2 separate regions of the Mus musculus genome follow, and region 2 is linked to region 1. A link is a loop called in an ENCODE intact Hi-C map of the cell type or tissue named here. Cell type or tissue: left cerebral cortex. All regions are shown on one strand. Each heading gives the region's core, and the rest is flanking DNA. Links, peaks and the distances in the headings are about the cores only.

Region 1 (12,127 bases), core at 1,496-9,495:
ATAAAGACCTTACCATGCTACAAAAGGCATATCCTTTTCTACTTAAAACTTTAAGTCAGTGGGGTTTACAGATAGCCACAGAAAAGGTCCAAATTTCTGATACAGGACAATTCTTGGGCTCTGTGGTGTCCCCAGATAAGATTGTGCCCCAAAAGGTAGAGATAAGAAGAGATCACCTCCATACCTTAAATGATTTTCAAAAGCTGTTGGGAGATATTAATTGGCTCAGACCTTTTTTAAAGATTCCTTCCGCTGAGTTAAGGCCTTTGTTTAGTATTTTAGAAGGAGATCCTCATATCTCCTCCCCTAGGACTCTTACTCTAGCTGCTAACCAGGCCTTACAAAAAGTGGAAAAAGCCTTACAGAATGCACAATTACAACGTATTGAGGATTCGCAGCCTTTCAGTTTGTGTGTCTTTAAGACAGCACAATTGCCAACTGCAGTTTTGTGGCAGAATGGGCCATTGTTGTGGATCCATCCAAACGTATCCCCAGCTAAAATAATAGATTGGTATCCTGATGCAATTGCACAGCTTGCCCTTAAAGGTCTAAAAGCAGCAATCACCCACTTTGGGCAAAGTCCATATCTTTTAATTGTACCTTATACCGCTGCACAGGTTCAAACCTTGGCAGCCACATCTAATGATTGGGCAGTTTTAGTTACCTCCTTTTCAGGAAAAATAGATAACCATTATCCAAAGCATCCAATCTTACAGTTTGCCCAAAATCAATCTGTTGTGTTTCCACAAATAACAGTAAGAAACCCACTTAAAAATGGGATTGTGGTATATACTGATGGATCAAAAACTGGCATAGGTGCCTATGTGGCTAATGGTAAAGTGGTATCCAAACAATATAATGAAAATTCACCTCAAGTGGTAGAATGTTTAGTGGTCTTAGAAGTTTTAAAAACCTTTTTAAAACCCCTTAATATTGTGTCAGATTCCTGTTATGTGGTTAATGCAGTAAATCTTTTAGAAGTGGCTGGAGTGATTAAGCCTTCCAGTAGAGTTGCCAATATTTTTCAGCAGATACAATTAGTTTTGTTATCTAGAAGATCTCCTGTTTATATTACTCATGTTAGAGCCCATTCAGGCCTACCTGGCCCCATGGCTCTGGGAAATGATTTGGCAGATAAGGCCACTAAAGTGGTGGCTGCTGCCCTATCATCCCCGGTAGAGGCTGCAAGAAATTTTCATAACAATTTTCATGTGACGGCTGAAACATTACGCAGTCGTTTCTCCTTGACAAGAAAAGAAGCCCGTGACATTGTTACTCAATGTCAAAGCTGCTGTGAGTTCTTGCCAGTTCCTCATGTGGGAATTAACCCACGCGGTATTCGACCTCTACAGGTCTGGCAAATGGATGTTACACATGTTTCTTCCTTTGGAAAACTTCAATATCTCCATGTGTCCATTGACACATGTTCTGGCATCATGTTTGCTTCTCAGTTAACCGGAGAAAAAGCCTCACATGTGATTCAACATTGCCTTGAGGCATGGAGTGCTTGGGGGAAACCCAGACTCCTTAAGACTGATAATGGACCAGCTTATACGTCTCAAAAATTCCAGCAGTTCTGCCGTCAGATGGACGTGACCCACCTGACTGGACTTCCATACAACCCTCAAGGACAGGGTATTGTTGAGCGTGCGCATCGCACCCTCAAAACCTATCTTATAAAACAGAAGAGGGGAACTTTTGAGGAGACTGTACCCCGAGCACCAAGAGTGTCGGTGTCTATGGCACTCTTTACACTCAATTTTTTAAATATTGATGTTCATGGCCATACTGCGGCTGAACGTCATTGTTCAGAGCCAGATAGGCCCAATGAGATGGTTAAATGGAAAAATGTCCTTGATAATAAATGGTATGGCCCGGATCCTATTTTGATAAGATCCAGGGGAGCTATCTGTGTTTTCCCACAGAATGAAGACAACCCATTTTGGTTACCAGAAAGACTCACCCGAAAAATCCAGACTGACCAAGGGAATACTAATGTCCCTCGTCTTGGTGATGTCCAGGGCGTCAATAATAAAAAGAGAGCAGCGTTGGGGGATAATGTCGACATTTCCACTCCCAATGACGGTGATGTATAATGCTCAAGTATTCTCCTGCTTTTTTTACCACTAACTAGGAACTGGGTTTAGCCTTGATTCAGACAGCCTTGGCTCTGTCTGGACAGGTCCAGACGACTGACACCATTAACACTTTGTCAGCCTCAGTGACTACAGTCATAGATGAACAGGCCTCAGCTAATGTCAAGATACAGAGAGGTCTCATGCTGGTTAATCAACTCATAGATCTTGTCCAGATACAACTAAATGTATTATGACAAATAACTCAGCAGGGATGTGAACAAAAGTTTCCGGGATTGTGTGTTATTTCCATTCAGTATGTTAAATTTACTAGGGCAGCTAAATTGTCAAAAAGTCTTTTTCAGTATATGTTACAGAATTGGATGGCTGAATTTGAACAGATCCTTCGGGAATTGAGACTTCAGGTCAACTCCACGCGCTTGGACCTGTCGCTGACCAAAGGATTACCCAATTGGATCTCCTCAGCATTTTCTTTCTTTAAAAAATGGGTGGGATTAATATTATTTGGAGATACACTTTGCTGTGGATTAGTGTTGCTTCTTTGATTGGTCTGTAAGCTTAAGGCCTAAACTAGGAGAGACAAGGTGGTTATTGCCCAGGCGCTTGCAGGACTAGAACATGGAGCTCCCCCTGATATATGATATATCTATGCTTAGGCAATAGGTCGCTGGCCACTCAGCTCTTATATCCCATGAGGCTAGACTCATTGCACGGGATAGAGTGAGTGTGCTTCAGCAGCCCGAGAGAGTTGCAAGGCTAAGCACTGCAATGGAAAGGCTCTGCGGCATATATGAGCCTATTCTAGGGAGACATGTCATCTTTCATGAAGGTTCAGTGTCCTAGTTCCCTTCCCCCAGGCAAAACGACACGGGAGCAGGTCAGGGTTGCTCTGGGTAAAAGCCTGTGAGCCTAAGAGCTAATCCTGTACATGGCTCCTTTACCTACACACTGGGGATTTGACCTCTATCTCCACTCTCATTAATATGGGTGGCCTATTTGCTCTTATTAAAAGGATAGGGGGAGATGTTGGGAGCCGCGCCCACATTCGCCGTTACAAGATGGCGCTGACAGCTGTGTTCTAAGTGGTAAACAAATAATCTGCGCATGTGCCAAGGGTATCTTATGACTACTTGTGCTCTGCCTTCCCCGTGACGTCAACTCGGCCGATGGGCTGCAGCCAATCAGGGAGTGACACGTCCGAGGCGAAGGAGAATGCTCCTTAAAAAGGGACGGGGTTTCGTTTTCGCGCTCTCTTGCTTTTCTCTCTCTCTTGCTTTTCTCTCTCTCTTGCTTCTTGCTCTCTTGCTTCTTGCACTCTGGCTCCTGAAGATGTAAGCAATAAAGCCTTGCCGCAGAAGATTCTGGTCTGTGGTGTTCTTCCTGGCCGGTCGTGAGAACGTGTCTAATAACAGATGGGGGTTGGTGAGAGGGGAAGGAGGACAATAGAAGGCAATGTGGGTAAATACCAAAATGCATTATGTCTGGATATGGAACATCACCTTTAATTTATATAATTAACACATGCTAACACCAACATTAAAAAGGATGTGTCTTTATCTTGTATGACATATTTTAATATAGTTTTTTTCATGGGAATACCATATTCTATAATTCTGTTACTCATACAAAATGATTCTTTAGAAAATGAGGTTGTTTTAAAGGAAAAAATGTAACATTTCCCCACTTGGGGCTCCGACGGCAGAAGGCAGTATGAGGCAGTAGTGTGGGCTGGGTTCTGTGGACTTCAGGGGCAGCTGGAGTTCAAACGCCAGCTCTGTATCTTCCTAGATGGAGGCCAGGCCAGTTATTTAACTTCCCTGAACGAGTCCAACGAGGATTAATAATAATAACAGCTTCCTCTGGGTCATCAGAAAGAGCTTGGGCAGAAAAGTAGCTCCACAAATATCAGCTCCTGTCACCATTACCCAGAGTGTACTGTGACGGCGTTCACTACAGGTTCCCAAAGGACTGTGGGATAGCTGCTGTAAAAAGGCAGCTTACCTGCTGGCTGGGAGCATCACCCCTACCACGACTGTTACTATTCAGTATCATGCACATATTTTGGCCCCAGGAAGGATAAGGAAAGAATAGCAAATACAGTGCTCCCAAAACACCATCTACTCCCAAGAAATAACTCTTTACTAAAATACTAGAGCACATGTGCTGAGTGTGTATGTGTGTGTGTGAGAGAGAGAGACAGACAGACAGACAGACAGACAGACCACAACACGTATGTGAAGGTCTGAGAACAACTCTCTGGAGTCAGTTCTCACCTCCCACATGTCAAGGCAGAGTCTCGGTTACTCCTGTCACTGCTCCGACTCCAGTGTAGCTGACTGGTGAGCTGCCTGGTGAGCTTCCACTTGAGTCTACCGACTCCCATCTCACCCACACAGTGCCTATCTCCCAGGGATGGTGACATGTGGCTGCTAGGGATGGAACAGAAGTCATCAGGCTTGTATGGGAAGTTCTTCTTCCCATGGAGACGTCTCGCTGGTCCACCGGACAGTGATTTTTATGTAAACTACAGACAAGACTCCACACAGAGTATTGGTGCATTGGGTAAAACTTCTGGAAGCATCTGTATTCTTTCTGAAACATTCTTCCTGTCTCTGTTAAGGTTCCTTTTTATAGTCTTTGGAAGCAGTCCCATGATGGAACAAACCTAGGCCTCAGAAATGCTAGGGTATCTGCCATGAACTCCAGGTGTGGCCTGACATCCTACCCTGTTTCTGCTTCTTGGCACTGAGATACTCATCTTTGCGGTTCACACGCGGATGCACTGTCCCAGGTATGCTACTAGAATAAACTGTCCCCAGTCCTCTAGGAGACATAACCATCTCTTCCGTGGGTAATTTGGATGACAATATTGCTCGGGCTCATAAATAAATCTGGGATGAATAGCTAAACGGCTTTTGACAGATTAACACATTACTAAGCAGAAGGGTATTTAGAATTTTAAGACTCTGAAAGCCATGTGTAATTATCCAAATGAATCAATGCTTTCCACTGGAGTTTTGGACACATGAGCAGGTACATGGAGAGATGAAGGGGGTACGTCGTGAGGCCCGCTGCTGTTAACAACACCTTCAAGTTTCGGCAGAAGGGAAGGAAACATGCTATTTTTCATACTGTGGCATCGCCCCATACAAGGAGGCAGTTGTTTTGCGGAATGATAAATAGAAGGCTATTACATGCTTAATTAAAGAACCAATCCTTTCAGCTCTGAAAAAAAAAAATATAATCCCCAACTGAGTAGATATGTGAGCGTTGGAGAGGAGGCACGGTGTTTTAGACTTGCTGTTCCTTGCTCTTGTTATTGTCAGAGAACATCATTAAAACAGATCTCTCCTTCCTGCCGCTGCATCCTCAGACTGCAGGCCCGTGGTGTTGGCTCCTAAGGCAGTCCCCACCCTCCAAAGAACAGCTGTCATGTTTTTTATGAGGTCTGATGGAAGGTGAGGTTGCACACACCCTGTCTGGAACCTGTTAAGGACATACAAAGCTCAGCTTGGATTACGGATGTTATTTTAATGAATGTGGTGCCCTCTTCTGGTGGAAAGCCTAAATCAACAATGAAATCTTGTGGGCAGAAGACCAAGCTCGGCATCTTGTGCTCTCAGCACAGAACTGTGGATCGTAGGCCAAGGGGAGACCCCAGTAAGTGATCAGGCAGCACTCAAACCATTCAAATCCCCATCAAAGCTACACGACAAAATGAGTAAATGAAAATGCTGAAACAAGGGAAAGAAAGGCAGAAATCTGGCACTGAAGTAGAGAGAAGAGAAGTAACGAGGGAATCCCCCAAGGGCTATCTTTAAAAGAGAAAATAGGGCTTAAAATAGCTGTTCATCTTTAAGTGACAAGCAAATGGCCTTTTGATCACTGGTGTTCTTAAGAAGAATTCTTTCTATTAAGCATGTCAATGCATGTACAGACTTAAAGGAATAAACATCGGTTGGAGAAAATAATTGAAGACATTCTTAATGGGAAGCTAAGTGCGCTGTGAGAGAAATGCCTTCTTTAGCATTGTGATTTTTCATGAGATCAAACCTACAATATTAAAAGGTCTTTGGGGCTGGACAGACAAATGGCTCAGTGGTTGAAGAGCACATACTGCTCTTGCAGAGCACCTGAGTTTGGTCCCCAACATGCAGATCAAGTGGCCCAAAATCTCTTCTCATTCCAGCTCAGCAAAATTCAACGCCCTCTTCTGACTTCTTTGGGTACAGCAATCGTGTGCACATAACACCTCCCTGCAGCGAAAACTATCTCTCTCTCTCTCTCTCTCTCTCTCTCTCTCAAAAATAATGTCTCCTCACATTTCTCCACATCCTTTTGAGGGTTGACACTTTGAAGGCACTTTTTAGATGAATACTTGAGCCCCAACTATATAATTATTTGTCATTAAACAAAATCTGTAGCCATCCTTAAGGATGGCGTCAAATATTTATACTTGAACAACAGCAAAACACGCACCAATGTATCAGGGATACACATGTATGCTACTTCTTGAGTCAATTCTATAGGTTAAAGGCCAGAGATATTTACAAAATGGTTAACCTTTTAACAACAAAACCGTTTAATCAACCAAAGAACCCTAGCATTCCAGACAGAGGAAACAGATTCTGTCTATTAACACTCCACTGATTGTTAAACTATGCCCACTCTTGCGTGCACCCAGTTTATTATGCATCACAAATTCTGTCACTTGCTAGAGGCTGTGGCCCAGATTGAACATGTATTTATGAAAATAAAGCCCAAGACGTCTATAGTATGCTGTCATGCAGGGCTTCCAGTTCAGGAGGCTGGAGGGATAGATCTCCAAGCCAGCCATAGCCAAAAACCATGAAGAGAGCCTGGGTTCTGACATGTAGTTTCTGATGACTATGTGGATTTCATAAGCTCTGGGTTTGTGAGTGGCAGGAAGTTGGGAAGGGACACTGTCGATGATGGAAGTAACCATGTTTTCTCTTTGGTACGGTTTGAATAAGAATTGTCCCCCAAAGGCTCATTAAACACTTGGTTCCCATTCTTTGGGAATGTTGTGGGACCTTCAGGGGGCGGCACCTCACTAGAGTCAGTGGGCCACTAATGTGTGGGGTGGCTTTTGAGGCTTTATACTCAGCTCCTCCTTTCTGCTCACTCTCTGCTTCCTATGTATAGCTGCAGTGTGACCAGCCAGCCTCATGTGCCTGCTGCCATGTCTCACCCACCATGAAGGACTGATTCCTTCTTCAACTGTAAGCCAAAATAAACTATTCTCCTTTAAGTTGCTTCTGTCAGGTTATTTTATCATACTCATAGAAAGCAAGTAGAACATTATTCTTTTATGTGAAGAAACGTAGTGTAACTGTGGGGGAACTGGATGAAAGGAAACAGATTTGGAAGAACTGTATTCACACGGGCAGGCGTCTCTCTGTGACTAGACTTCACTCGAGCCACTAGTTTCTTCACCAACATAGGCAGGTCATTGGCGTGACATGTTCACAACAGCATTGCGGCATCTGAACAGACACTGTGCTAAGACACCTTAAATAGAACCACTCAAAACTCATACCCGTACTTCCTCTAAGCCTGATGGGGTAACTACTCTTCCAGCTGCCAGTGGTTAAGTCCTACTAGCCAGGCCTGCCTTCAACAAAATCCAATAGGCTTGATTAGCAACCTTCCTTAGCTCTGCTCCTCAGCTATGTGTCCACACATTCCTTTGAGGAATATAAACATAATGATATAAACATAAAATATAATATAAAGTAAAACATAAACATAAAAAACATTTAATTTATGTATATATTATAGGTATATATAATTATGTATATATTATACATGTTATAACATACATTACAAGTTTTCTGTGAAGCTAATCTACAATAAATGTTATATATCAAACACTTTTATTTATCCACTATATTAGATAAACATATCTCATATTTATATAACTTATAACTTTATACATTATTTATATAAATAATCGATAAATAATATATTACAATTTATCTAATGTATGTTAGATGTTATAATATGTAATGTTACATAAATATACACACACAGATGTTATCTGTAATGACTGTATTTGATTTTAGGCTCCACATGCATTTATTTAGTTATTTATCCTGCAGGTGTATAGAGTGAGTATGAGACATTTTGGTGACTATAACATTCAGAGATACACAAATGTTTATCCTCAGCAGTGCCCCGCAGGCCTGGTGGCCCTTCTACCCCAATCCTCCTTCTACTTTTCCTATCTTTTTTCTCCTATTCAATTTAGTTTCTGGCTTATACTTCATGATTTTCTTTTGCATAAGTAAATAAGCACATATCTGCTTATATGAGTTGCCCTCCATTCTTAAACACGTACCTAACTCTACCCTTGTTTTTCTGACTTCCTATATATTTATTATATATTTGGTTTCCACTTAAAAACCCATTTTAGGAATATTTCAGTTCACAGAAGTTGTCTTTATTCCTTTTTTCACAACTACATAGATGTATACTGTGTAGACACAATATGTAGGTCAGCCTGTCCCTTCATGAACAGGCAAGAATGTTAAATCCAATGTTGTTCACTCATAAATAACACATAGGTATTTAACCAGGTGACCCCCTGGATAAAGGAACTTGACCACAGTTCTGAAGGCCTAAGTTGGATACTCAGGAATCATGTGTTAGAGGAGAGAGCATGAAGACACCCATATCCCCTGACCTACACATGTGTGCTGTGGTGCCCCTCCACAAATACACTATATACGCAACTTAACATTGAAAAGTGTTTATATTCCTACAATGAATAACAGCCTTACAATGTGCACTTCCTATTTTCACACTTGCATTGCCTGGGAGCTTTCCAGGTACAGAATGGCCAAACCTGAGGCAAGCACATGGGTGACTTTGTTGGGTAGCAGGAAATCCCCTGAAGAAGTGTACCCATGTGTATAGCTCCTGGCAGCAGAACAGATCTGCTGCCCCACAACCTCGCCAGCAGAAGCTGTTATGACCTCACCTGGCTTTCACTAGTTAGTAGGTAAGATACCGTAACCTGGCAGTGTTTTATTCAAAAGGTCTAAAGTGATGACCGAGCTTGGCTATCTTCTTCCTTTCTCGGGTGCAGTCTATATCACAGTGATGCGTTTTCTTTGTTCCCTTTTTTGCTATTTTAGTCTATTCAGGGTGTTGTTGTTGTTGTTGTTGTTATTATTATTATCATCATCATCATTATTATTGCTTGTTTGATTTCCATCTGTCTGTGTGCACAGGTGAACACATGTGTGTGGAAGCCAGCAGAAAACCTCGGTTGTCATTCCTCAGTAACACCATATACCTTACTCCAATACGTGCCCTTTCATTGGCCTAAGGTTCACGCATTAACTAGGCTGGGTAGCCACCAAATCCAAGGGACAATCTTGTCTCTAGCCTCCACAATCAATGCTGGTGTTACAAGTCACCATGCCTATTTTTTACGTGGGTCCTGAGGACACAAACTGCTCTTCCTGCTTTTGTGGCAAGCACCTGTAACCTGAACCATCTCGACAGGCCTTCACCTCCAATTTCTAATGTTTCCTCAGCATGCACTCCATTAGGGGTTATCTTTTCTGCTTTGTGCATATCTTCCTGGAAGCCTCAGATTTTTACATGAAATATATTAGTTTACAGTGAATCACTTTTTGAGTCATGGGTAGGCAGTCTTTCTCTATACTGGCATTAAAGAAAAACTAACGTTTGTCTTCTTCTAGAGCTGGAGTGGTTTCTTTCTTATGCTTCTACCCCTAACATATTTAAGTTTTATTACTGACAGCAACTTGAAGTAACTGAATTCTTGATGGTGGGCCCCGGAAGATGGTTCAGTTGAGAAAGTGCTGGATCCACAGCAGCAGTGTAATAGGGCAGGCAGGGCAGGTGCTTATCTGTAATGCTTGCTTTGGATGAGGGTGGAAGGGGCAGGGACAGGTAGATCCTCAAGTTCACCAGTCAGCCATACTAGTCAACTCTGTGAGCTCCAGGTTCAGGGAAAGACCCTGTCTCAAAAATTAAGGTGGGGAGCAATAAAGAAAGATAGAAAATACCAGACATCTACCTTTGTCCTTCCCATAAACATACACTTGCATACAACATGCACATACACATACTCTCTCTCTCACACACATGCACACACATGTTCATATGCACAATCACAAGCATATGCACAATCATACAATCACACACACACACACACTCACACACATACTCACACACACACAATTTCCTGATGGTTAAGCATCTTCTCTTATCCATTTATATGGGCTAACTCCTGGAGTAAGTATTTCTGGTTGGGGGAAATATTGAATCAGAGGTTTGTGCAGGCTACATAGATTCCTCTCTTACCCTCATCCTCTTTCTTCTGCTCCATACCTGTCTCTGACTTCCTCTCTCACTCTGCAGATGGGAAGCTAGAACCCAAATAACAAGCCTAATTGAGTTAGGAGGCACAGTGGGAAGGTTCTTTGACAGCCCATTCTTTATTGGAGGGTGTGCTCTCATATCCACATACCAGGCTTCATTGTGAAGGACAGACACCAGTGACCATGGTAAATCCATTCATATGACTCGCTTCCCTTTTTTTTTAGCACCATCTGAGTCTGTTAGAAATGTTAACCAGGGGCTTAATTTCTCTACAGAGGGCTTTAAATTAATTAGGGGTTCACATGCTAACAAAGAGTCTGATACAACCATAAATCAATCTGGTGTCTGAGGGCTGCTTATTCATGGAGACCTCATGTCCAGCATCCCTGTTGGGCTCCCAACAAAAGGGTGCAGGTGTGGAATAGGCCACTGTGACCAGGAAGCACCAGTAATTGTCTTGCATCACTTAAGCCACAGCAGGTAATCAGCCAAATCAAAGTCCTGGGTGCCGAGCCAGTAAAATGTAAGTCACCACGAAGACCACAGTGCACCATTTTAACCCCAATCAGTGAAGAGCACTAACGCTGTGATTTGTTTTATACCAAGCCTCAGAATTGCAAGGACATTGATCAAAATGATTCCCTTTTGTCAGGAAGAGAAGTAGCAGATGGAACCACCTTTTTAATGTGCTGAGCATTAATAGAATAGAATAACCTATGAAAGTGCCAATGCCTTTTATTGACTACGCCCGCATTCATGTTTGCACACACATGGGCTGTGTTGTTTGGAAAGACTGTTATTCAAGGCCCTTTCACTGTGCGCAGCACTTGGACTTTTGACTCCGCTCTAGAACTGCAGAACAATGACTCCCGAGTTTTAAACATTTCCACATGGCTGCCGTTTTGTTTCTCTTTGTAGTAAAACACCTGAGGAACAAAGGAATTATGGATTTGCCTTTAAATGGTTTTTGGATTTTATCACATCTAAATGTGTGTAAAACAGCCATGAATGAATATACATGAATCAACACAATCTTTTTAAAGCATTTAAATTATACCTACCTTAAATGTGAGGCTAGGTCTCTTTACAACGTCTCTCTTCCCAGTAAAAATCTCTTTGTTCACTGACTGTTTTTAATCTCAACTCTGTACCCCTAAATTGGGGTTCTGAAATCTACATGCTAGAAGTAACTACACGTAAGCCTGTACAAGCGGTGTTGCCTAATTAGTCCCTTGCAATGAAAATGAGGTACCACAGCCCCCTAGAAGAAATCCATCATAGGAACAGTTAAGAAATCCATAACTTTACAATAGGACAAGGAAATGTGCTGGTACAAATATAACTCTTCAAAATTTATGATGTTTTTTCAGGTAAACAATGCAGGGAACCGATGATTTTGGCTTGGAAATAAGCAGAAGGAACACCTTGAGAATTTGAATAACACTGGAGACTTTTTTCTTCCTTACATGTGACATAAGAGGCTTCCCCGGGAGTCTGCACTCTGCACCCCCATGGGCAATACCATTTGGTTGGGTTCATAATGATGCAGGCGCTGCAGGGTTCATTGCCATGGCAAGACAAGCAAAGGAAATGAAGAAAATAACTGTGTGCCAGGGAACGGGGATTGAATCATACCCTTGATCCTGGAAGCA
Region 2 (12,127 bases), core at 2,048-10,047, 520 kb before region 1:
TTTAAATAAGGTTTAGGAGAACCTGTAACAGTTTGCTCACTGACAGAGCTATATTTTAGTAAGGGCAGAAATTGGCTAGTCTATAAAAATTAAATTATGCCCCTTTCACTGTATCTAGTCAAGAGGAAAAACTCTAATTACAAGATTGCACTGTCAAACAAATGCAAATTCGTATTCTTTATACCCTGGTTTAAAAATTCATACTGGAAGGTTGGGGGCAGGCTTCCCTTCTGAAATGAAAATCAATATTTGAAATATTTTTATGGAATGCAATGATAAATAAGCAAAGTAAATGTGATTCTCAAGGACGCTGCTGCGTAGAAACAGCAACCCATGAAGAGCAGTCTGGAGGGGAGGCATTAGTCATGCAAACGTCTAACCATCAATTAGGGAGGACAGGAAACTTCCCTTCCCCAGAACCCACACTTTATTATTCCAGAAATGACCAAGTGAAAAAGAACATCAGCAAAGAACCTCAGATCCTAACAGGGGCACCACCCTAGAGAATAGGCAAGGGCTAATTTTAAGTGCACCTCCATGGAAATTAAATTTACCTTTCTCAACATTCATAAGAACTGGTTTGCAGAGTTAAGCCAGCAAAGATCAACTTTGCTATAATAAGGCCTGGCCATATCATATGGCCGGTGTTTGGGGATGGGGCAGGCAGGGAGACAATCTTTTATTTGCTGCTTAATGTCAGGTTAGGTTAGTTCATTAAGATTTCTTCGTCTGTATAAATCCCTGGTATTTCTATATCTATTAAAGAAATGCCAGTTCAAGGCACACTCAAGAATTTTAAATCCCTCTTGGTTGGCTTTCTGATACTTACTTTGTGGTCTGTGCACTTGGCCTTCCAGATGAACTTGACAGACATTAAAAAAAAAAAAATCATCTTAGTCCTTAGAACTTTCCCAGTGTCAGCTCTCTGGGAGTGCGTGGTGGTACATTTCCCTCTGCCAGAGGCTGGCAGGTGGCACTGCAGCAAATGTGTTTGGCCAGGGAAGTGAGAGCCACCTGGTAACAATGGGTTAGTGGACTTGGGGTCAGGCATATAACTTTTTAAAGATCTTCCTCTGTATCTCTATAACATACAAAGGATGCTCCAAATTAGCAATTCAGTGGGGAGCATCCCAGAGCCTCTCGGAGAGCTGAGACAAGACTCATGGCCTCACAGAACAGGGATACACAGAATAAGCATCCTCAAGGGGAAGAGGGCTATCACATTCAGCAGAACTTCAGGAAGATACCTAGATGCTCTTAGGAAAGACGGGCATTTTCAGCTCTGCTGCACCAAGAATCTCAGCACAGGCTACATTCTGAACCAGTTTGGCTTTGATTCCTGTCGGCACCACCTAACAGGCACTATGTTCTTTCTTGAGGGTGAAGTTGACAAAGAGTGGAACCGGAGTCAGCTGGTTGAAGTATAGGCTCATAATTGGTCATTATGAATAGAGCTATTACATTTCATGAGATACTATGAGGCTAGTGCTAAGGGATGAGCCAGATAGTGCATACAGTGAAAGTTAGCTCATGCTGCCAGGATTTTATTATATTGTGGTCACTTAGCAACCAAACTTCCTCTCCATCCTTGTTGGTTAAAAAAAAAATCAAGCTGACTGGTCTATAGCAATTACACGAAATTTAATATGAGATGTCTTCAAGATTTCAGTCCCAGGACATTGCTTTCTGCTGTGGAAAAACAAAAACGAAACAAAGCAAAACACCAAAACCAAATCAAATAAACCCAAAACCCAAGAAAACAAAATGAATAACGAAACAAAGTAAAAAGAACTCAACCAAGTGACCAAACAACCAAACAAGCAAACAAAACCACCACGATCAACAGTGAGCACATTTGCCTTGCATCTATTTACAGCTAGTATGATGGTTAGTGTTGCCAACTTGACACCAGGAGAAAAAGGGCATGTCTGTGCGGGAATTATCTTTGCCTTACTTTACATGGGCAGACTCACCTTTGTCATGTGCACGGCTGTTCTCTGACTGGAGTCTTACAGGAGAGGGGCTATGGACACTGGAGCTTGCAGCCTTACTTTGTTCCTGAGTTCGTGTGATAATACCGGTTCCCTCAGGCTCCTGCTGCTGGGACTATGTCCTTCTTGACAGAGCCTTGAACTTTGAGCTAAAACTAAACTCGCCATGAAGTTCCTTTTGTTAGACTACTTTGTTACAGCAACAGGAAACAAACAAAGAGAAACTAAGAAACACCTCTTAACTGGTTTTCCCTTTGGATTCATTAATTGCTTCTGGTTTGTTTGTTTGTTTGTTTGTTTGTTTTGATACCAAGGTTAAGGTTATGTCCTGGACCCACATTCCCAGGGGAAAATGATGGAATGGAGAATGATGGAATGGAGAATGATGGAAAACCAGTTCTTGAAAGTTGTCCTCTGACCTCTGACCTCCACATGTAAGCTGTGCTATGTGTGCAATCACCACCCCCACCTCAAATAAATAAATGTAGCTTTTAGAAGTTTATACAAAGGATGAAACTAAAACTCAGTTTGGGCTATTTAGCAAGTGAGTTAGAGTGGCCATTTACTTGATCCTGGCGTTCCTAGGTGGCTGGTGAGTACAGATGCCCAGTGTCACAAGCAGGCACTGCACAGCTGCAGTTGTTGCAAGCAGAGGTCATGGACACAGACTGAAGATAGCCAGTTTTGCCTAGGTGGTCAGTCCATTGTAAATACTAGAGAATAGTGAATAAAAGCGTTTGCAGAACAATCATGAAGAATCCCAGCATTCATCCATGTTAAAAAAAAAAAGTTAGGTATGGCCACAACACTATGGAGGATAGAGGAGACAAGAGGATCTCTGGGGCTTGCTGCTGGCCAGAATCAGTGAGAATCCATGTCTTAAAGGGAAATGGGGAGAGAGAGCTGGATGCCTCCCTGGCCCCCACCTGCTCCTGCTTGAGTGTGTGCACCTTTGCATATGTATCCATGTTGTGTATATACACACATGCAGATATAGATATAGATATAGATAGATATAGATATAGATGATATAGATATAGATATAGATATATATCACATACATTTCCTCTCTCTGTCTCTCTCTGTCTCTCTCTGTCTCTCTCTGTCTCTCTCTCTCTCGTTCTCACCAAAAGAAGGAAAAAAGGTTGGCATTGCTGTGTGATAGTTTTTCCTCACCTTTTGACCTGTGGCTTATGTCCTCTAACCTGTGGCCATCGACACCTTTCTAGTGACATGTGTCACTAGAAAACAAGCAACCTAAACCAAAGACTTGCTTCAGGATTGCCTGTCTGGATGCTTTCTGTGGGTAATGTGGAAGTTATGAGGTCTTTTCTACAGTATAGTTTGGAGAAGAGGCTACAGCAAGACGAAAAGGGAGTGTGTGGCTGTCATCTTGGATGAACACATGGACAAAAAGCAGTGTTTCTTGGAAGTGTTCTGCCGAGTAACTCCTTTCCTTGATCACAGCCCTGGTTGTGAAGCCCAGCCTCCAGGTGAGCGGTGGCCTTGAGGATTCTGAGGAAGTTCTGAAGGCATGCTAATACCTTCCATCATGTCTGCCTCAAGCCTATTTCATGGAAGATATTGGAAGGCCAGAAGATGTTTGGCTCAGTTAAAATACAGTGCAAAGAAAATCACTCATCAAAACCATTCACATCCATCTTGGTTACAGTATTATCACTAAGTTTTGTGTTGTCCTCCTGCATTAAACAACAGGAGTAGCAGATGCTCCAACAATGCTCACTAGGTTTTGGAGGATACATTATGTTTGAGAGCAGTTACATCTTAGACTTCCCAGAATAGCATTTTTTTTTTAATACACTCCAGCCAATAATGTACTACAAAGAACAGCCACATACAAAGGGTCTGGAGAGATAGCCCGGCGGGGGAAGTGCTTCCAGGTAAGTGTGAGGACTAGAGTCTGGATGCCAAGCACACATGTAAATGTCAGCAGGATTGATGAGGCGATGCCTGCTTGTAAGCTCAGCCTTGGAGGCAGAGATCTGAGATTTTTTTGGACCAAGTTGTCTAGTTAGAATTGGTGAGTTCTCCGGGTTCAAGTAAAAGACTCTGCCTCAATATATATGAGCAAGGAAGATATGGATATCAACCTCTTGTCTCTACACATGCAAAGGTGCATCTTATACTGGCATGAATATCATGTACACATAACAGGTACCTATATATACTCATGTACCAACAACTATGAACATGTTTGCATACATACATGCATATCACACACACATACACATGAAAAAAGAATACACACACACCCTCACATCATTGCTCAGTCCTATAGAGAGCTGTCAGATAGGTTCCTTAAGCAACTAAGAAGTTAACAACAATATACTTCCATTCCCTAACCAGGAGAAGTTGCTTCTCCATGGTTCTGTCTTCAGTGCTAGCTTCTATCCATTGTTGTTCTGCCAGGGAGTTAAGGGGACTCGATTGCTCTAATGAGCTGTGGAGCTCCATGGGCACCTTGTTGGACTAAAAAGTAATAAGACTCACCCAATGTCATTCATCCCCAAGATGGTATTTCCCTTGCTTTCAGCAACCTTTAAATAGCCAAGTCTCTATTTGACCTTGGAATTGAAGCAGCAGCTCATTTATTTTCTCAAATGTCTGGTGCCACTTTGGGGTGAGTTTTTAATTTTAACTCCTGAGTGGGTGGGATTCTACCTTTCAAGACTTACTAGCTAGAGTGAAGTCGGTTCCAGCTAACTCCCTTCTTCAGCTGTACGACATACAGTCTCTTGACTTGGCTAGCTAGTAGCTAAATAGCTAGGGTATGGGGTGGGGGTGGGGGTATCCTTCCTGTGGAAGATCTTGGCAATTTGTGCTTGGAATTTGATGCATTAGTTCTAAAATTAAATAAAGATCCTATAGCGTTCTTCAAAGAAATATGGTGTGGCGCTATGACAAAACACATTTTTCAAGTTCTGACCTCTGGGAACTTCAAGTAGCTTCATATTTCAGTCTGACATTGCTCACAGGCTACTGTCGAGCTGCTAGAGCCGGGGCAGTTATCCATATATTGTTTTCACTGCCCCATCAGCTTTTTAGTCCAGGAAGGTGAAAGGTGTAAATAAAAAATAAAGATAAAAATAAAGGAAAGCTACTGATTTATAATAACTTCTCAGGAGTCCCCTGGGAAGAAGCCCTGGCAATTAACCCTAATGAGTTTAAAGTAACTTCCAACTCTTCATTTCCCCAGAACTGTAAAAAGTACATCTGTGCTAACCAGTGAGTGTATATGTATGTGTGTGTGTGTGTGTGTGTGTGTGTGTGTGTGTGCCCAAGTGCATGTGTAACACACAGTAGCATGTGTGTTACATCAGTCAGGATCTTTTCCTGTAATTTAATACCCTCCTTTCCCAGCCTTCCAAGGGGGTCGGAGGGGGAAAGAGTATCTTACCAGCACTTTGCTCCATCACTTCTTTCTGACACATGTCTTGAACGTTCACGGTGCAATTTACGATGAACTCAGGGGATGAGCAATCGTTGTTCAGCTGGAATTCTTCACACTGGTAGCACTGAATTTGCAGCGCCAGCCCTGTGGGACAGATGCGGTGGGGTTCAGAAACACTGGTTAAGATCTGGCTTGCACAGAGCACATCCTGGCTGGCCGGTATCACCGTGTACTGCCCCAGACAACAAGGGCTTCTGGGCTCTGCATCCTGATGTTCAGGAAGGCTGGAGGTGCCTGAAGCCAGCAGGGGGCGGCGGCATCAGTTCCCAGGGTCTAGGAGGATAAAGCCCTGCCAGAGACCCTACATTTCTTCTCTAGACACAAACAGCTCCTATAACACCCCTCCGGCCTTTCCGCAAGAAGTTGCAAAGAGACCGGTGAGAGTTCAAATCCCAGATCAAAGTAGTGGGGTACAAGCTTGAGCTCCTGTCTGAGCCTAATTACTAATTGGCTACAAATTGGTTAATTACTATTTTGGCACCGTTCATAATTGCATTGGCTGACGCGTTTTCGGTTTTATTTATTTAATCTTTTAAGTCAGCGTTCATGGGCTGAGGCTCTGATGCTTCCTGGAGACCACCCTGCAACCTGGGGGGGGGGGGAGGTGCTGGATGCTAAGTATCCCTGCTCAGTCCTCCAGCTCAGGCTCCCTTCTTGTGATCAGCGACAGGGGCAGCTGCTGCTGAGGGTTGGAGAGGATGTAATGAGAGAGTGCCTGCGTTGGATGTGCGCGTCTGCTTAGGGACCACCACAATGCAGCCCTTTTAGACCTGTCTTGTGACCCCTTTTTTTGAAAAACATGGCTGTTGGAAAAAAATTCTGATAGCTTAGAGTCCGCGATCAGGAGCAGTTACTTACCATATTTTCCTGGTTGCTCTCCTCTGATCTGGGAGCTTCTCTTTGGGCCGCATGCCCCTTCCTAACACCCTACCGATCGCAGGAAGAGCACAGCTAGCTCACTCAGTCCGGAAGGGCTGCTCCCCCGCCCCCAGCAGAGGATTGTCCGGCGAGTCGCTCACCTGTCAGCGTCGCCGCTCCCTTGGGTGGCCACAAACACTGGGTAACTTGACTAGGTTGGAGGCTTGTCGCTCCTTTTCCTGTCTCGCCCAACTCAAGGACCCTCCCCAATCCCAGCTCTGTATCCCCGACTGTGTACCCCACGCAGCTGCAGCCAAGAGTCGCGCCAATCTGCCGCTCTCGGCTCTCCTGCAGCGCGGGACTTGGAGAGCGTCCCAGTCTAGCGCCTTTGGTCTCAGTTTCCAGCACCAAACTCCCGCTGGGTAGCCCCAGCGCAGCGCGGACCACAGCTGGGCGCACTGGGGCTGAGAGCAGGGACGCTTGGCGAGATAGCAGGAGCGTGTCTGGCCAGGCAGCTGGCCTCTTCATCTTCTTACCTGGAAGCCAGAACAATCCGCAAAAAGTTGCTGCGATGCCGAGAACCCACATCCTCCCGGATCGGCAGGGCCGGGAGCGGGCAAGAGCATCAGAGACCACGACCGCAGCGGAGGCTGTTCTGGCCGCGGCGACAGTAGCTGCCGAGGCTGCCGAGGCTCGCGCTGCTGCCGCCCAAGCGACGGCTGCCACCGAGAGGAGCCGCAGGTGTCGCCCGCGGCGCCCGCATCGCCCGCGCCGGGGGCTCCCAGAGGCTGGTCCCAGGCTCCTTGGATTCGCGCTCCCTGGGGCGGAGCGCAGCGCCTCCGGAGGAGTTGGCTGCTGAGGCTTGAAGAACTACTGGCGATCCGGAGCACCCAAAAAAGTCTCGCCTCTTCTGCCCCCACCCCTCCCACTCCGGGTACCACGTGACGGCTGCTGAGTTGTGGTGGGGGTGGAGGGCGGGGAAGGCTGGGACTGTCTCTCTACTGTCCCCACCCCTTTCTGCCACCCTTTTAGCCTACCTCCTCTAGTTCCTTGGAAAGGAGCGCCTGCTGGGTTCGGGAGTAGTGTTGACAGAGGTTAGGAATAAGGAGGTGACTAGGGCGCAGCAGGTGCCATCAGGACCTGTCCTATGCGAACTCGGAGACCCGAGTGCTAGGCTGCGGTACCCTTCCCTTCCAGGTGTTATGTTCCCTTTCGGTGCTAACAGTACCCTTGCAATTGGGTCTCGCCCACCCAGCCCGGCGTCTTCTATCACTCGCTGCCCCCTGGCCCTCTGGGTGACTGCCCTGGATAAAGCGAAGGGCTGTTTCTGAGCACCTGGCAAAGTTGCGGAGCAGCGAGTTCCCTGGGGTGTCCGACGCAGCCGCGCCTCTTCCTGAGAGAAACCCACCTCACTGGCCACCTGGGTCTTCCAGCAGAATGCCTGCGAGTACGATGGTGACCCTACCGCAGCTAGCTCGCTTAGCCCAACCACCATCTCCTCACCTGCTTGCATGCACCGCAGGGGGATGCATTGACTCAGCCTCGGTCTCCTAGCCCAGAAATAAAGCTACCTGGGGAGTGGACACCCGGATCTGTGCTCTCACTGAAAAGCAAATGGGTCTGACTGCTCCCCCAAGCCACCAGCTATGGGTATACACTCCTTACAGCGCTAAAGCATGGCCAATTGGCCATAGGCTGCCTCCCTCCTCCACTACTCCCCTTTCTGACAATTCTAAGTGACCCACCTTGCGTATTCCCGGGACACCACGGTGTTATTTTGCCTTCCTGGTGGAGCTTTGTGGAAGACTGTGCTGTGCACAGAGCAGGCAGTCGCAGCTCTTGGTGCCCCCGCCCACAACCCCCGCGCATTTCCACCCACCCCCACCCCTGATTTGGGATTTGGGAGATTCGGTGGAAACCCGTGGCTAAGCATCACCCCTCTCCTGTGAGGTCTCCCGAGGGGAAGTGGTCTCTCAGCTGGGATGTGATCATTTATGTCCCTACCCTGCCAGCAGAGCAGGTTTGAAAGAGGCATAAATGACTTTCTTGTAATTCCTTTGCAGAGATCGGTCCATAGCTGCCTCAGGCTCATTCTCCCCCACCCCTCCCCCTCATTTCTAGCTGGTTAACTCCTTGGGGAGACAAGGATGCTTTGCCCATTACTCGCTTGTCTGAAGTGTGGATCTTAACAATTGTTCGAATTACTATTACAGTAGCAAGAGGGTTGGCTTATTTATTCTTTCAGGGAAACCTCTCCACAGAGCAAGCGTGAGACATAATTATAATAATCACGGGACCAACCTCTCCCTGAACAAAGTTCTTTTCTGCTCTTATAGGGTGTAATTGTGATAAGACCTTTATTCCAAAATGAAATGAAACAAAAGAATTTTTTCTAAAGACAAGGAGGATACTTTACACGCAGCTTGAATTTAAGGTAATGAAATCCAAATACAACAAATTGCACAAATACAATAACACTGGTCATACAATACTCTATAAAGATACAAGTGTTCTAAGGTAACCACACAAATCCTAAACATAGCTCTAGTCTGCCTGGTCTGTAGGCTTCTGTACAGAAGGAATTATAAATAGTTCACGTCTAGAAAAAATACACATAACCTTTAAAATAGAATTTATCCTCCCATATAAACAGTCTTTAATAGAAAAAAAGGATATTAAAAAGTAAGAAAGTTTCATAGCACCAACCATTCATTTATTTTTAAGATATGGCAAAGAGTACCCAGGTTTTAATAATAATATAAAAGCAGGGAAATTTAAAAAGAAAACAGCAAACACTCAGAATTGTGAGAAATACAATGGAGAGGATAGAAGAGGTTGGGAGTGAAGCCTGCTAAGATCTGCTCCCTTCCGCATCATCTGGTGCCATCTAATCAGTGCTCACACTCTAATTCTTCAACAGAACACCCATATCATCACATCTTCCTCGAGACAATGTGGCAAGTGGACCACCCAATCGAGAGAGACCTTCAGAACAGGTGACCTCCACCCCTCTGGCTTTCCTGCCTGCCCCACGCTTCCATTGACAGTATATGCACAAATGAGTTGAGGACCAAGATGATTATGTTCACAAAATCTTCAGCTGGGGTTTTTAAAAAATATATTATCAACTTCTAGAACTTAATGCATCGTTTCAAGAGCATGGCGCCAACTCTTTTTATTGCTATCTTTCTCCCCCTACAAATATAATTTCTCTCCCCCCCCAAAAAAATGTACAGCTTTTATACAAATACTCAAAAAAGTGCAAACATTGAGAATTCTCCATCATATTTTGCTTTTTAATCCTCTCAAAACACAGTAAGTCGAGGCGATCTCTATCAGTCCACGAGAGAAGTAAACTCTGGTATACTGGCTATCAGCTTCTCTGGAGTCTGTTTGCCTAGTGCACCATGCATGCAGGAGTCTCACTGAAGGATGCTCCTCTAGGCCTCGTTGGATGCTTGACTTGCACAAGAGGAGAAACTGTCATACAGAGAGTCACTCAGAGACTCCACGCGGTCCACCCCAGGCCGTTCGGAGCTACTCGAAGACACTTCTGTCTTTTTGCCTTTCTCTTCCTTTTGTCCTTCAACCTCACTTGGAGACTTCTCTTTTCCTAATAAAATCACAGTATTGCTGCTAAATTTATTGAATGACTCCAGGGAAATTTCAGATAATCTATTCTCAGGATCTTCTTTTGTTTCTTCAACTTGTTTCGGTTCCTGCAATAAAAAAGAGGAAAATATTAGAAACATAATTCTTTGGAAAAAAATCAATTTATCCTATCTGATATTCAATTATTGTCTGAATAAAGTACAGTTTAAAGGGACAGAGAGAACCTACAAGTCCTTAACAATCTTTTAGTGTAATTAAATGCAATAATAAAGCTAATTTTAGGGATAAATCAAGACTTTAATCATTTTAGTGAGATAAATAGACCCCAATTTGCAAACCAGTTAAGTGCCACTTAATTCATTTTAAATGGATCCATTTGAAATTTACCCAGGTAATGTGTCTTATTTTTCTTTATCAAAAGTTCAAAGTCCTCTGTTTTCTCAATAAATACTCCTTGTACTTTTTCTAAAAGGGATATGACTTGAGTTTCAGCCAGAAGTTATAGTCTTTTGGGAGAAAAAAAGGCATAAAATCTGTTAAATTGCCATAAAATTTAAGTACATATTAAGCTTGTCAAGAATATTGTCATGTTTCAATTTTGTCCCTTTTAGGTACCTGAGATATTTGAAGGAGAGCTCAGAGCTATTGACTACAGATTGCAGAAGGGCTAGAGGCATTAAAACCAAGTAGCGGGTCTGCACTTTAGAAACCTTCCCTTCCAGAAGGTCTAGCTATACCAATTTATTCCAAGGATGTGATTTTCTTCACACTTCGCTTCAGGATTTCATAAAATACTGTAGTTATACTAAGCAATCATTGTAGGTGCCCTGCGAGCTTGAGTGTCTTCAGTGGATCAAGCAGCTGCTCAGGTTGGGGAGAGGACAATGGGAGGCAGGGACACCAAGGTAATGAGAAGAGTGAGGGCCATCAAGTCACTAAAGCAGACCCCATGAGCTATTCTCCCTTGAGGCATGAATCCCACCATCTCAGGGAAAAGCAGCAGCAGGGCCTTAAATATGATAACAAGAACCACCGGTTGATTAGGTTAATCCTCCACTAGGTCAAAGGTACTTAAGGGACTCTGTTAGGCTTTCAAAAAACTGAATGTTTCATTTTGATTTAGCTTTTGGGTCCTTGTGTTACTTTTTTAAGTTTTATTTCCTTGTAGTTGGTATACAATAGTCTTAGTTCTAAACAACACACACTGTCATTTTCACACTTGTGTCTAGAGCTGGGGAGATGGTTCAGTCAGTATATTACTTTGTTGCAAGCATAAGGACCTGGGTTTGATCCTCAGGACCCATCTAAAAGAAATGAGTGTGGTGGTACACAAGAGTAATGCAAGTGCTGTGGAAGCAGAGAAAAGAGGCTCTTTGGGCTCTGTAGCCAGCCAGTGCAGCCTACTTGGTGAGTCCCAGGCCAGAGAGAACCTGTCTTTAGAGAAAGAGCATATTCCAAATCAAAAGCAAAACAAATAAATGACGTGGACCGGACAGTGCCAGAATGACATTCTAAGTTGTCGTCGTGCCTCTACCAGCACACACACACAACTTAGGGTATTTAATGTGTCTATTGACTCGGACTTTATTCACTGTAGCCAGAAGTCAAAACTTCTCTAGAGCTATCTGGATATATAATATACAAAACAGAAACAATACTGCTAACAAGATTCCAGGAATACAAGGTCAGAACTCGTTCCTTGTGTATCTCGAACATTGTCCCTGCTGACCAGTGCTCAGGATGAGGCTCAGCTCAATAATTACTGGGCGGAAGCTTCCCTGCACAGCAGAGAGAGGGATCTGGTGTTAAGCTTGCTTTGTGCTGCTGCTGGTGGTGGCTTTTATTTCTTCTGTTAAATCTATCCCCTTCAGAGTAAAAAAGGGAAAAAATGGTCATTTTTTTTTTGTCATGGTCATTTCAAAAATGTTGTTACCCAAATCTTCCATTTCAATGATCTGTCAATACATCTTGAATACACACAGTTTCTTCTCCTACCCTAGTCCAGGTCCCATACAGTTATACTGGTCTTATAAATGTCACGAGGAAAATGACGGAGGCAGACAGATGCAGCCAGGACCTGCAGACTCTTAATTACTAAATACCCATCTGAAAGAGAAGAGATACGGGAGTGGACACCTTTGGTGTTGTAAGGGTGCTGGCAGTTTCTCTACCATGGAGGACAGGATCATTTCAT

Evidence for each region. A loop is a pair of places that touch in the nucleus more often than their neighbours do. Peaks named below come from ENCODE experiments on the same cell type or tissue, not always from the same donor. Only the 100,000 strongest peaks of a DNase experiment are listed, where the experiment ranks them.
Region 2: it touches region 1 in a loop (6-fold over the local background); 7 of 42 quality-filtered maps call a loop at or near these places.

What each region holds. Positions count from the first base shown.
Region 1 is chr1:126,426,188-126,438,314 of GRCm38, forward strand. The region is part of intron 4 of Nckap5 (NCK-associated protein 5); the gene reads right to left. Among named protein-coding and RNA genes, the nearest start is that of Gm35562, 390 kb to the left of the region's middle. In left cerebral cortex, for the core only: CTCF peaks have their summits at 5,657 (motif pointing left) and 6,292 (motif pointing left); a DNase peak (open chromatin) is centred at 5,643; H3K4me3 peaks cover 506 bases.
Region 2 is chr1:125,904,982-125,917,108 of GRCm38, forward strand. It overlaps Lypd1 (Ly6/Plaur domain containing 1), which reads right to left and starts at 7,233. Exons shown (of 3, transcript NM_145100.4): 1 at 6,858-7,233; 2 at 5,410-5,547. The coding sequence starts at 6,909. Nckap5 (NCK-associated protein 5) reads right to left here. Exons shown (of 17, transcript NM_001081756.1): 17 at 8,655-10,040. The coding sequence ends at 9,762. In left cerebral cortex, for the core only: a CTCF peak has its summit at 5,711 (motif pointing right); DNase peaks (open chromatin) are centred at 5,712, 6,731, 7,224 and 7,989; H3K4me3 peaks cover 2,921 bases; H3K27ac peaks cover 432 bases.